Linked DNA regions of Homo sapiens: region 2 is linked to region 1. The links are chromatin loops, found by intact Hi-C in ENCODE. Cell type or tissue: PC-9. All regions are shown on one strand. Each heading gives the region's core, and the rest is flanking DNA. Links, peaks and the distances in the headings are about the cores only.

Region 1 (5,000 bases), core at 1-5,000:
TTATGTAGTAAGATTTATTTATGTACAAGAACAGTCATTTCAGCCCTGTTTGTAATAGTGCAAAACTAGAGACAAACTAAGTGCTCATTGATAAGGAAGTAGCTAAATAAGTTCAGTGCATATTATGGAGTGCCATTCAGGAATCTAAAATATTTATATGGAAGATTCTCATGTATGTAACACTTAAAAAATTGAAATATTGATATTTATATTTTGAGAGAGAGAGACAGAGAGATGCAAAAGCCTAAATATTTATGGCAGCGTCAAACTATTAACAGTGGTATTCTGCAGATGGGATTCAGAGTTAGGATGAGATAAAGTGAAACTTTTCCTTGTATTCTTATATATTTTCTGTTGCTCGAAATTTTCTTTTTCAAAAGCCTAGAATTTGTTTTCTTATGTCTTAATAATTAAACATACACATACTAACACATAACAGTGCATTAGCTGTTTGTTGGCAATAGTTCTCACTGTTTAAGCTGACTGCAGTTGGCAGCATTATTAAACAAATTGTACTTTTCTGACTCTTGGTAGGGGCATCAATAAACAATACTGCTGAAGAATAGGTTAGTTTCACTAATGGGTCAGTAATTATATTCTAGAACCAACCTGCTCCTATAGTTGCCTGGACACTTGTAAGCATCAAAAGCACTTGGAGATTTTGTCCACACAAGATAAATACGAAACATAGTATTTGCATTGTAGTATCTTAACATGAAAATAGAAAATTCAGGTTGATCTTGAGATCTAACTGGACTCTGCCACTTACTAAGTGTGCGACTGTGGACAAGTTTATCGGGTTTTCAGATCTTTCATTTCCTCATTCATAAAATCAGGAAGATAACATGCTTCTTACAAGGTTTTTGTGCATATGTATTATAGATAACATATGTAAACTGACACATAGTCTATACTGAACATGGCCTATTTGGATTGTAGTGAGGAGAAAAAGCAGTATGATTCATTGTTCTTTAGTAGAGACAAATAAGATTGACTGGATCCGGGTTGGCAAATACTGCTAGTGGTTCAGATGCCTCTTTTAAATAAAATGTTGAAACATAGCCACACCCATTAATTTGCATATTGCATATGGCTGCATTTATGTTATGTCACCAGGGTTGAGTAGTAGCTATAGAGAACTTAAGACCCATAAGCCTAAAATATATACTGTATGGTTTTTTGTTTTTTTGGTTTTTTTTTTTTTTTGAGATGTAGTCTCACTCTGTTGCTCAGGCTGGAGTGCAGTGGCGTGATCTTGGCTCGGCCAACCTACGCCTCGTGGGTTCAAGCAATTCTCCTGCCTCAGCCTCCCAAGTAGCTGGGACTATAGGCGCACACCACCATGCCTGGATAATTTTTGTATTTTTAGTAGAGAAGGGGTTTCACTATGTTGGCCAGGTAGGTCTCGAACTTCTGACCTCATGATCTGCTGGCCTTGGCCTCCCAAAGTGCTGGGATTACAGGCATGAGCCACTGCACCCGGCTGTATGGATCTTTATGAAAAAGCTTGCTGACCCTGGACATCATTTACAATATTATTTATAGTTTCATTTTTGTTGTTTTGTTTTGTTTGTTTTTGAGACAGAGTTCTACTCTTTCGCCCAGGCTGGAGTGCAGTGGTGCTATCTCTGCTCACTGCAACGTCCATCTCCCGGGTTCAAGCGATTCTCGTGCCTCAGCCTCCCAAAGTGTTGGGATTACAGGCATGAGCCACTGCGCCCAGTCTTATTTATGGTTTTAAATACCAGATTAACTTTAAAGATATATAAGTTAGAGTAATATGATAACTTTGAAGATTTACAAGTGGGTAAGTAATGATGTGAGAATATTACTGGCAGCGGTGTGTAGAATGGCTTGAATAAGCAGCAGTAGGGAGATAAATTGAGATTATCATGGGGAGTGGTGATTGTGGTAATAATCCTGGAAAGAGTGAGAAACAGATTATATTGTTCTGAGAAGGATGGCTGAGGTAGGATTATGTTAGCAGGAGGCACAAGAAGACTGATATCATTCTATCAATTCGAGTTTATAGACAGGATAATGGTGACAATAAATTTGTATAATAACTTAAAGCATACGTATGCATAACTTAAATCAGTTAATTAATTGTATCTCTGTGAGTAGAAAGTCAGAGGTAAGTCAGGATTGGATTCAATTTTAGATGTGGCATTTGGTGAATTTGAGGTGGCATTCAAGTAAGTATGTCATGCATGCAAGATAAAAATCCTGAGTCAGAGATCTGGAATGCGGTCAGGTGTACTGATAGGGTATTGAAGTCATTTGCATAGAAGTTACACATTAACTGGATGAAATCTCCAAGGGAGTGTAATATAAATGGAGAAGAGCAGACCTAACAGTTGAGCTTTAAGGAAGAGGGAATGAGCCTAAAAGAGCATTTGGTGAAGGAGATTGAGAAATAGTAGATTGTGAGTTGGACTTACCATTTGCTATGTACTTTTCCTACTCTTTACAATTTTATGCAGTAATGTAGAATTTAGTGAAGAGATTCTTGTTCATGCTGTCTAAACCTTTTCAATGCTGTGTTGAAGCCAGCTTGTATTGGCCTGTGAGAGTTAAATATTAAATTTTTAGGAATTTTGCAAGGTAGCTAAACACAACATATCTGTTTTAAAAAGTTAACTTATATAAGCTTAAATTAAATGTCATATGAAAAATAAAAATAGTAAATACTCAAAATTCATCACTTCCTAATTATTTCATGTTACTATTTATGCTCTTGAAGTTGTTATTTAAACCTGTTGTGTCTTTGTGGTAGAAATATGTTTTAATGCTGTACTACTGTTTGTCACTTCCCACCTCACTTTGGTTATGCCACTTTGGTCATTTGAAATTGGCTATGGTAGGAATATGTACACCGTGAAAATCAGCAAATGATAAAAATCAATGCTTAATTTATTGTTTTGTTGATTATAGACTTAAGAAAGTGATAGAGAAATTGTTAACAATGCAGATTCAACTTAAAGGTGTATCGGATGGTCTATACCCATTACAATACAATAACAAAAAATTGAGGAAGCATGTTTCCTCAGCCCTTATCTGAGTCAGCAGAGAAGTTGCTCACACCATTGACTAATGAATGAAGTTTCAACAAATGTCTTTATAATTTTACTTGCATCCTACTCATTAAAGTGAACAAAAATAGAAACCACCTTTCATGTTAAAATTCCTATTCATTCATCAGTTGCAGCTGTAGGTTAGATTCCAATAATTGGCTGGGCACGGTGGCTCACACCTGTAATCCCAGCACTTTGGGAGGCCGAGGCAGGTGGATCATGAGGTCAGGAGATCGAGACCATCCTGGCTAACACGGTGAAACCCCATCTCTACTAAAAATGCAAAAAAAATTAGCCGGGCCTGGTGGCGGGTGCCTGTAGTCCCAGCTACTTGGGAGGCTGAGGCAGGAGAATGGTGTGAACCCGGGAGTTGGAACTTGCAGTGAGCTGAGATTGTGCCACTGCACTCCAGCCTGGGCGACAGAGTGAGACTGTCTCAAAAAAAAAAAGATTCCAATATAAGAGTTGGGCAAAAATTATCTTTAAAATTATTTTGTGAGAATCGGTTATGTGGAATTTACAATAAAGAGTGTTTTGTGTTTTATTATTGTTTGTAAATTATATGCTAAGTATCCTTTATGTCTTTTTTGTTGGTTTATTTTGTTTTCAGACAGAGTATTGCCCTGTTGCCCAGGCTGGAGTGCAGTGGCGTAATCTCGGCTCACTGCAACCTCCGCGGGTTCAAATGATTCCCCTCCCTCAACCTCCTGAGTAGATGGGATTACAGGCATGCGCCACCATGCCCGGCTGATTTTTGTACTTTTAGTACTGATGGGGTTTTACTATGTTGGCCAGGCTGGTCCCAAATTCTGATTTCAGGTGATCCGCCTGCCTCACCCTCCCAAAGTGCTGAGATTTATAGGCATGAGCCACCGTGCCCGGCCGTATGTCTTAATACTTATAACTTAGGTGTTTGTATTTTTTTTTTGAAAAGACTGGCATAACACTGCCCTTCATGACTTTATAAAATAAACAAAATAAATAAAAATATTCCTAAGCCTTCATATTTTTGTACTGAAGAATTAGTCTTTTGCAGTTATATTTTGCATTTATTTTTGTATAGCAGCTATCATTTCCACAATCATTTCTTCCTCTTCATTTCCCTCTTTATTTGGGGGATTCATTTCACTCACTGTTATGTGAAATTAGGAAGGGAGGATAACATTTTTAGTTTGCTAGAGAGTTTCTCTGAAAGTAGAAGTATAAACCACTTCTAATCAGCCATATAGCAGGTGGTAAGGAAAGTAGTGAAACAGAAATGCATTATACTTATTAATTTGTTCGCTAAAATAATATAACATTTTCTAGGGATTCAACTAATGAAACTACTGCCCATTCCGATGCTGGCAGCGAGCTTGAAGAAACAGAGGTCAAAGGAAAAAGAAAAAGGGGTCGTCCTGGCCGGCCTCCAGTATGTATTATGCTTGTCTTCTTTGTTCCTTTAATAGTGACCGTGTTAATGAGTTTATATGAGTTGTTAATTCTAGTGCTAGTATGGTTAATACTTAAAAAAAATTCAGTGACACAATAGAGATTGGAAACTTTTTTTCACATAAATTGTCTTGGCAGTGATCAGAAAAAGGAGATGATTGTAGTATGATTTTGTTGCCCTCCTTCTCTTTGTAAATAAATGGTAGTCCATGTGAAGGCATAGAGAAGGTCACTAACAGTGAATGAGGTTTAGTTAGTTAAGACTTGCTGCTTTTCAGATGCAACTCTGATTTCTTATGAGCTCCCAAGTACTGTTTTGGAGTTTGGGGCCAGTCTCAGAGTATATTCTCATTGATAACCTGATTGGGAAGTTTAGAAGAGCTCTAGATAATCCTACTTTGAGAGATAGCTTAATGTATTGTACGAGCATCAGTCATAATTTAAGCATGCATAAACCCTATAGAAGATACTGTTATCTGCTTGTCAAGGGGTTAA
Region 2 (5,510 bases), core at 1-5,000, 330 kb before region 1:
AAGTTTCTCTTAAACGTGATTTGACATGAACAAACATCAAAGGCTACAGAGTTCCAATTTTAAGACAATAAAGCAGATAGGTACAAGCAACCAGGAGTGGAGCAGAGAAAACTATGTAATCTCACTGGCAGGGGAAATGTCCCAAACCAAATATTTTTTAGAATGCTATGGAGTACCTTTTCTTCAATGACCAGTAGAGAAATCCAATTTTTATAAGTCTCGTATCCAATGTTAAGCTCACAAATTGTCTTTTTATTCATGTGTATTTTGCTAGAATCTTTGTTTTAATTTGTTCTTACAGTTAACATCTCCAAGACACACACAGTAAGTCTGAAAGAACTACATTGCACTATATAAAACCAGACGATGAGATAAGTAACAAAGTGCACAGAGCTCTGCTTTTATTTATTTTGATGATTTCTCTTTCTAGATTGTTGTGTGGACATTAAGAAGAGAGATTTCCAAACAGAATGCAGGCCTTTTCTTTGGGATGTGGGAATAGAGGTTTAGGAGGTGATAAATCTTTTGTAAAACAGATATACGATATTCTATACACATATTTCAACCCCAGGCCCTGGGAAAGTATTTTTTGCCTTCTTAACCTATATTCAAGGCCCAAACTATTGGATGTATTCTAATTCATACTTACCTGTGAGCAAACATGGAATCAATGCGTAGAAAAACCACATGAAAAGACTTGTCCAGATTTCTTCTAGAACCATTGTGAAAGTCTGCATTTGGTAGACTCAGTTTGACCTAGAACATTGTTTCTTTCCAAAATAAAGCATTCTGTCCATCTCAGCCATCTTTCTTCAGAATGCATATGTTGGAGCTGAGGTCTGAGTCGCAGCGAAGCCTGAATTGTTCTAGAGCCGGCCCAGGAAGCTCAGAAAGGGCGGGCTCCGAAGCACCCTCCTTTCTGCCCAAACCCAGATGTTGCATCAGCAGGGAGTGGCCTAGGAGAGTTCCAGAGAAAATGTAACTTTGGGGAGCTTGAGAATCTGCCTATGAGCAATACCCGGACCACAGGCTCTGTCCTAAAGGACTCTGCACCTCCCTAAAAGCCAATGAGCAGGCAGGATTATCTCCCTCCCTCATTAAATAGCTGTCCTCTTCCAAGTTTCTCTCTGTGAGTTCATTCAAGCTGGGTACTGACTAGCTCTTTTTTCTAATATGTACCCACTTCAGAAAAACTAAAGATATTTGAAAAAATTTAAAATACCCTTCTAAAAGTCAGGAGGGTAAAGAATAATATATAGCTTCATATTTGCATGCATTTGCAAAAAGAAAAACTAAAAGAAGATATAAGAAATGAACAAGATTGGTTACCTTGGGGCAGAGAAAGTGGGAATTGGAAAGGTGGAAGAGAAAAATGGGAACAAGACTTTTGACTGAATATCTTTGTATATCGTTTGATTACTGAGTCACGTGAATGTATTACTGAAAAATTAAAACCAATTTCAATAGGTGGAAGAAAAACCTTGTGATAGTATTTAGCCCTTTAAAATTTAGCCCTTGAAGGACTTTAACCACCCTAATGTGCAAATACAATAGTGGAATAAACATGGGTTCTAGAGTATAATGTATTTTGGTTCAAGTTTCAGAACTTACAATGTAACCTTGGGAAAGTTGGTCATTTATTTATTCATTCAAGAAACCTTCACTGAAGGCCTACTATGTGCTAGTTCTTAGGAATTCAACAGTCCATTCCCTCAACAAGAATTTCCCAACTAGTGGAGAAGATAGACACGGGAATAATCATAAGTCAATTTTTAAAATGAAGGGACAGCAATATTCGTAAGGAAACATAGCATCACTAAAAAGAAACATCTAACCCAGTTTGTAGGATTACAGAAAGCTTCCTGGAGGAGGTGACTCCAGGACTGGGTGTTAAACTCTGGAAAAAAAAAAAAAAAATCAGCCAGGAATGTTGTTTTTAGGAAGCAAGAAGAAGTTTGGTGCAACACGAGAACAAGGTTGAAATGGCGAGAAATAGGGCTTAGTGGCAGACAGAAACAGGATTCTAGAGAGTTTTGAATGCCTTATTGAGGAGCTTGGAATTTATCCTGAGAGGAATGAAGGTCAAAGGAAGGGTTCAAAGCTCAAATATGACCATGTCATTCCCTGCATTTGAGCTTTAAAAAGTTTGTGACTAGGGTGGAGAAAACAGCACAGGGGGCCAGATTGAAGGCAGGAGGGCCATGAGGGAGCTATGGTAGTGATCCAGGTGACAGACATTGTTGGCTTCCACTAGGTTTCTCATGTCTGCAGAGAGAAATGACCAAATTCAAAAGATAAAGAAGATAGAACTGATAGCTCCTGGATATTGAGTGCATTAAGAGGGCTGGGGAGGAGGAGCCAAACATGGCTTTCAGGTTCTGAGTTTGGGTAACTGGGTGGATGGCAGCACCTCAAGTGAAATAATGAAGTGGGTGGAGTGTGGTCAGGACAGGCAGGATTGGGGGTGCTATAGAAAAAGGCTGCAAATGTTCAGCTTGCGAAATTTGAGCTTAGATGCTTATATGGGCAGGGGAGTCTCTAGTATATAAATAATCTTTGTCTCAGGTTGATTGGTGTCAACTTTTTAGTTGTGTTTCTTTAGGCAAGTCATTTAAACTATCTGCTTTATGGTTCTCATCTGAAAATTGGGAACAATTATAATAGTGTCTGACTCAGGGCTGTTGTGAGGATTAAGTGAAACTTAGAACAGGATCTGGCACAAAATAAGTATACAATAAACATTGCTGTATATCTTTTTACCACACCATAGTCAAGAAAACCTGGTGCATATTTTCCTTGATTCCAGCACTGTGAGTCAGTGGCCACATCTGTACTTTGACCTCTGGTCACTAGCTGCTTGTACAGTCTCTCACTGCTCCTCTTAAGAGTGCTTCATACATGGCCTCAACGTCTGTCCCCAATGTTACCTTTGTTCTCCATCTTGGCTTCCTGATTCCTCTCTCCTAAGTTCGCTTCTGCTCACAGTTCCAGCATGTCAAAAGTTAGCAATATAAGCCAATGTGTACTGGATATCTATTATCTGCCAAGAATGTCCTAAAGGGTTTCTACACACTATATACATGTCCATATATTATACAACAGACTTGCAAGGTAAGATATGATTTGATTCTCCACTTTTCAGGTGAGAACACAGGGCTCAGGGAAATTAACTTACTGTAGATCACAGAGCTATTCAGGGATGGAAACAGGAATTCTAACTGAGGTCTGCATAACTCCAAGCTTTTTTCACTCACTTTAACTGCCTCCCAGTTAGCATCAAAGGAATGTGTCTGAGGGACACAAAGGAGTGATCCAAGAGATCAGCAAAGGCTTTAGGGAATAGGTAGACCTCAATATGAGGTTCCGGATGTACCAATTGGATATGGGTAGGAGGGGAAGAGAGGCACACTGTTCATCATTCCTTTTGGGAGAATGATATGAGCAAAGATGGAAAGGTAGAGGGGAATACAGACTGAATTAAGAAGATGAAAATGAAAGTAAACAGAGAAAATGGAGGAAAGAATAAGAATCATTTAGCTATGCTGTCGGAGAAGAAGAGTTGTTTACCAAACTTTGAAGTGTTACGATGGCTAGTTAGCTCCACCTGCTCATTGGTCCCTGTCAAGACACTCCTGTCCAGCACTACAATGCTCTGGCAAGACAGTACTGCCTGCCAATCCTTCATAAGCCATTGCACAGAGTCTGCCCTGGGTTCAGCACACCTCAAGGGGCACTGAGAGATAATGCCATCTGCCTGTCATATTTTTTGAACAATAATCCGTTTCAAGCCTGGGTCATGACCCAACAAGTAACTCAGACCACCCACCTCTGCCTGGGCTGTATCTTTGGGTGAGGACTTCTGGAGGGCTGTGCCTCACCTGCTAGCCCCTAACATTCCTGGATAATCCCTGACCCTGATTTTGCCTTTCTCTTCTGGCTTTGAGGTGCCCCTCTATAGAAAGAGAAGTTGTAATGTCTTGTCTATGCAACATGCACAACGAAACTATTCTCTATCCTGTTTCCTGCACTTCTCAAGTTAATTTCTGGTGCCTTCCACAGAGTTGGAGGGTCATCCATGTCAGAAGATAAACCGCTGGAAGAATAGACCAATTTCCTATAGGTAGGTACAGTTCAGAAATAGGATTTTTTTTTCGATTACACTATTTGCCACTTAAATCTCTGATATTTAATTATGGAAGGAAAAGCAAGCAGAGAAAAGGTTTTATGAAAAGGTAGAGGCAGTGGGGAGGGATGGGAAGTTTTGTGGCCAAGGAAGAGAACCCTAAGCTCTCTGTGCCCTGCAGGGCCAGGACTAAAATTAAGGGAAGCACCTAGGGCGCAAAATCTGAGGCACTCACTCTTAGGGTTGTGCAAGTCCAGGATAGGCCCTGTGTCCTTGAATGAACTATGTGGTCAATTATTACAGTCCAGTAATCTTCCTTTCCCCTACTTAACACAAAATAGTTCCTTCCCTTTGCATTAAGATTCTTAGATATCTATGTTCTGTCTTGTAGCACTTCTGACATTTAGTTGGATTTCACTGTGTCTCTATTTTTTCTTTTTAGAAGTAACACAGGGAATTTAAATAGCGGAATTCCACTTGTCTTAGACTCTTCTAATTCATGCTTCCACCAAGACTGTTCCGGGTGGAATTTTTTTTTTTTTTTTTAGATGGAGTTTCGCTCTTGTTGCCCAGGCTGGAGTGCAATGGCGTGATCTTGGCTCACCGCAACCTCCACCTCCCGGGTTCAAGCGATTCTCCTGCCTCAGCCTCCCCAGTAGCTGGGATTACAAGCATGTGCCACCACGCCTGGCTAATTTTGTATTTTTAGTACAGACGGTGTTTCTCCACATTGGTCAGGCTGGTCTTGAACTCCCGACCTCATGTGATCCCCCCGCCTCGGCCTCCCAAAGTGCTGGGATTACAGGCCTGAGTCACTGTGCCCGGCCCCAGGTAGAATTTCTACACGTTTTTAGAATCTAATTTTCAGGGCTCCTGCATTCCTTTTTCACTTCTGAAATACTTCAGTTTTTCAATTTCCTCCCAAATGTTTGTCTGGTCATCAGGAATTTAACCTCCAGGGTTTCCTTAGAGTGTGCTCAATTAGAACCCTTAAGTCGGCCAAACTGTCCTCTTCCTGTAGTTATCTTTTTCTACCTGACATCCCCCCAAAAAACTCCTCTTAAAATGGAGAATCAGGGTTTATTCAGAATAGCCTTCTGTAGTTAAATGTTCCACATTTCGATAAAATACCATTTTAGTCAAATTAAAAATCTGAAAACCAGAAACAATGCTCTGTAATAGTGAAGTTCCACATAGTTTTCAAATGATTTTGGTTGCTGTATTTTATTCAGTCACTGGTCGTTCGTAGTCATCAGTGATTCTATTAAGTGGAGCACACAGTATACTCAAAGGTCAATTTTATCAGAGGCCTCTTTTTATCATCCTATATAAATTAACACCCTCACCCTCACTCTTCAACCCTCAAATCTGTTCTATTTTAATTCAG

Evidence for each region. A loop is a pair of places that touch in the nucleus more often than their neighbours do. Peaks named below come from ENCODE experiments on the same cell type or tissue, not always from the same donor. Only the 100,000 strongest peaks of a DNase experiment are listed, where the experiment ranks them.
Region 2: it touches region 1 in a loop (3-fold over the local background); 1 of 110 quality-filtered maps calls a loop at or near these places.

What each region holds. Positions count from the first base shown.
Region 1 is chr3:136,622,631-136,627,630 of GRCh38, reverse strand. STAG1 (STAG1 cohesin complex component) reads left to right here. Exons shown (of 34, transcript NM_005862.3): 3 at 4,383-4,485. Among named protein-coding and RNA genes, the nearest start is that of STAG1, 130 kb to the left of the region's middle. RefSeq lists an enhancer at 1,457-1,957. In PC-9, for the core only: no CTCF peak of the experiment used is centred there; a DNase peak (open chromatin) is centred at 2,240; H3K27ac peaks cover 1,254 bases.
Region 2 is chr3:136,953,341-136,958,850 of GRCh38, reverse strand. It overlaps IL20RB (interleukin 20 receptor subunit beta), which reads right to left and starts at 868. Exons shown (of 7, transcript NM_144717.4): 1 at 650-868. The coding sequence starts at 737. IL20RB-AS1 (IL20RB antisense RNA 1) reads left to right here. Exons shown (of 4, transcript NR_183729.1): 3 at 4,060-4,120. In PC-9, for the core only: no CTCF peak of the experiment used is centred there; DNase peaks (open chromatin) are centred at 2,810 and 4,420; H3K4me3 peaks cover 960 bases; H3K27ac peaks cover 2,802 bases.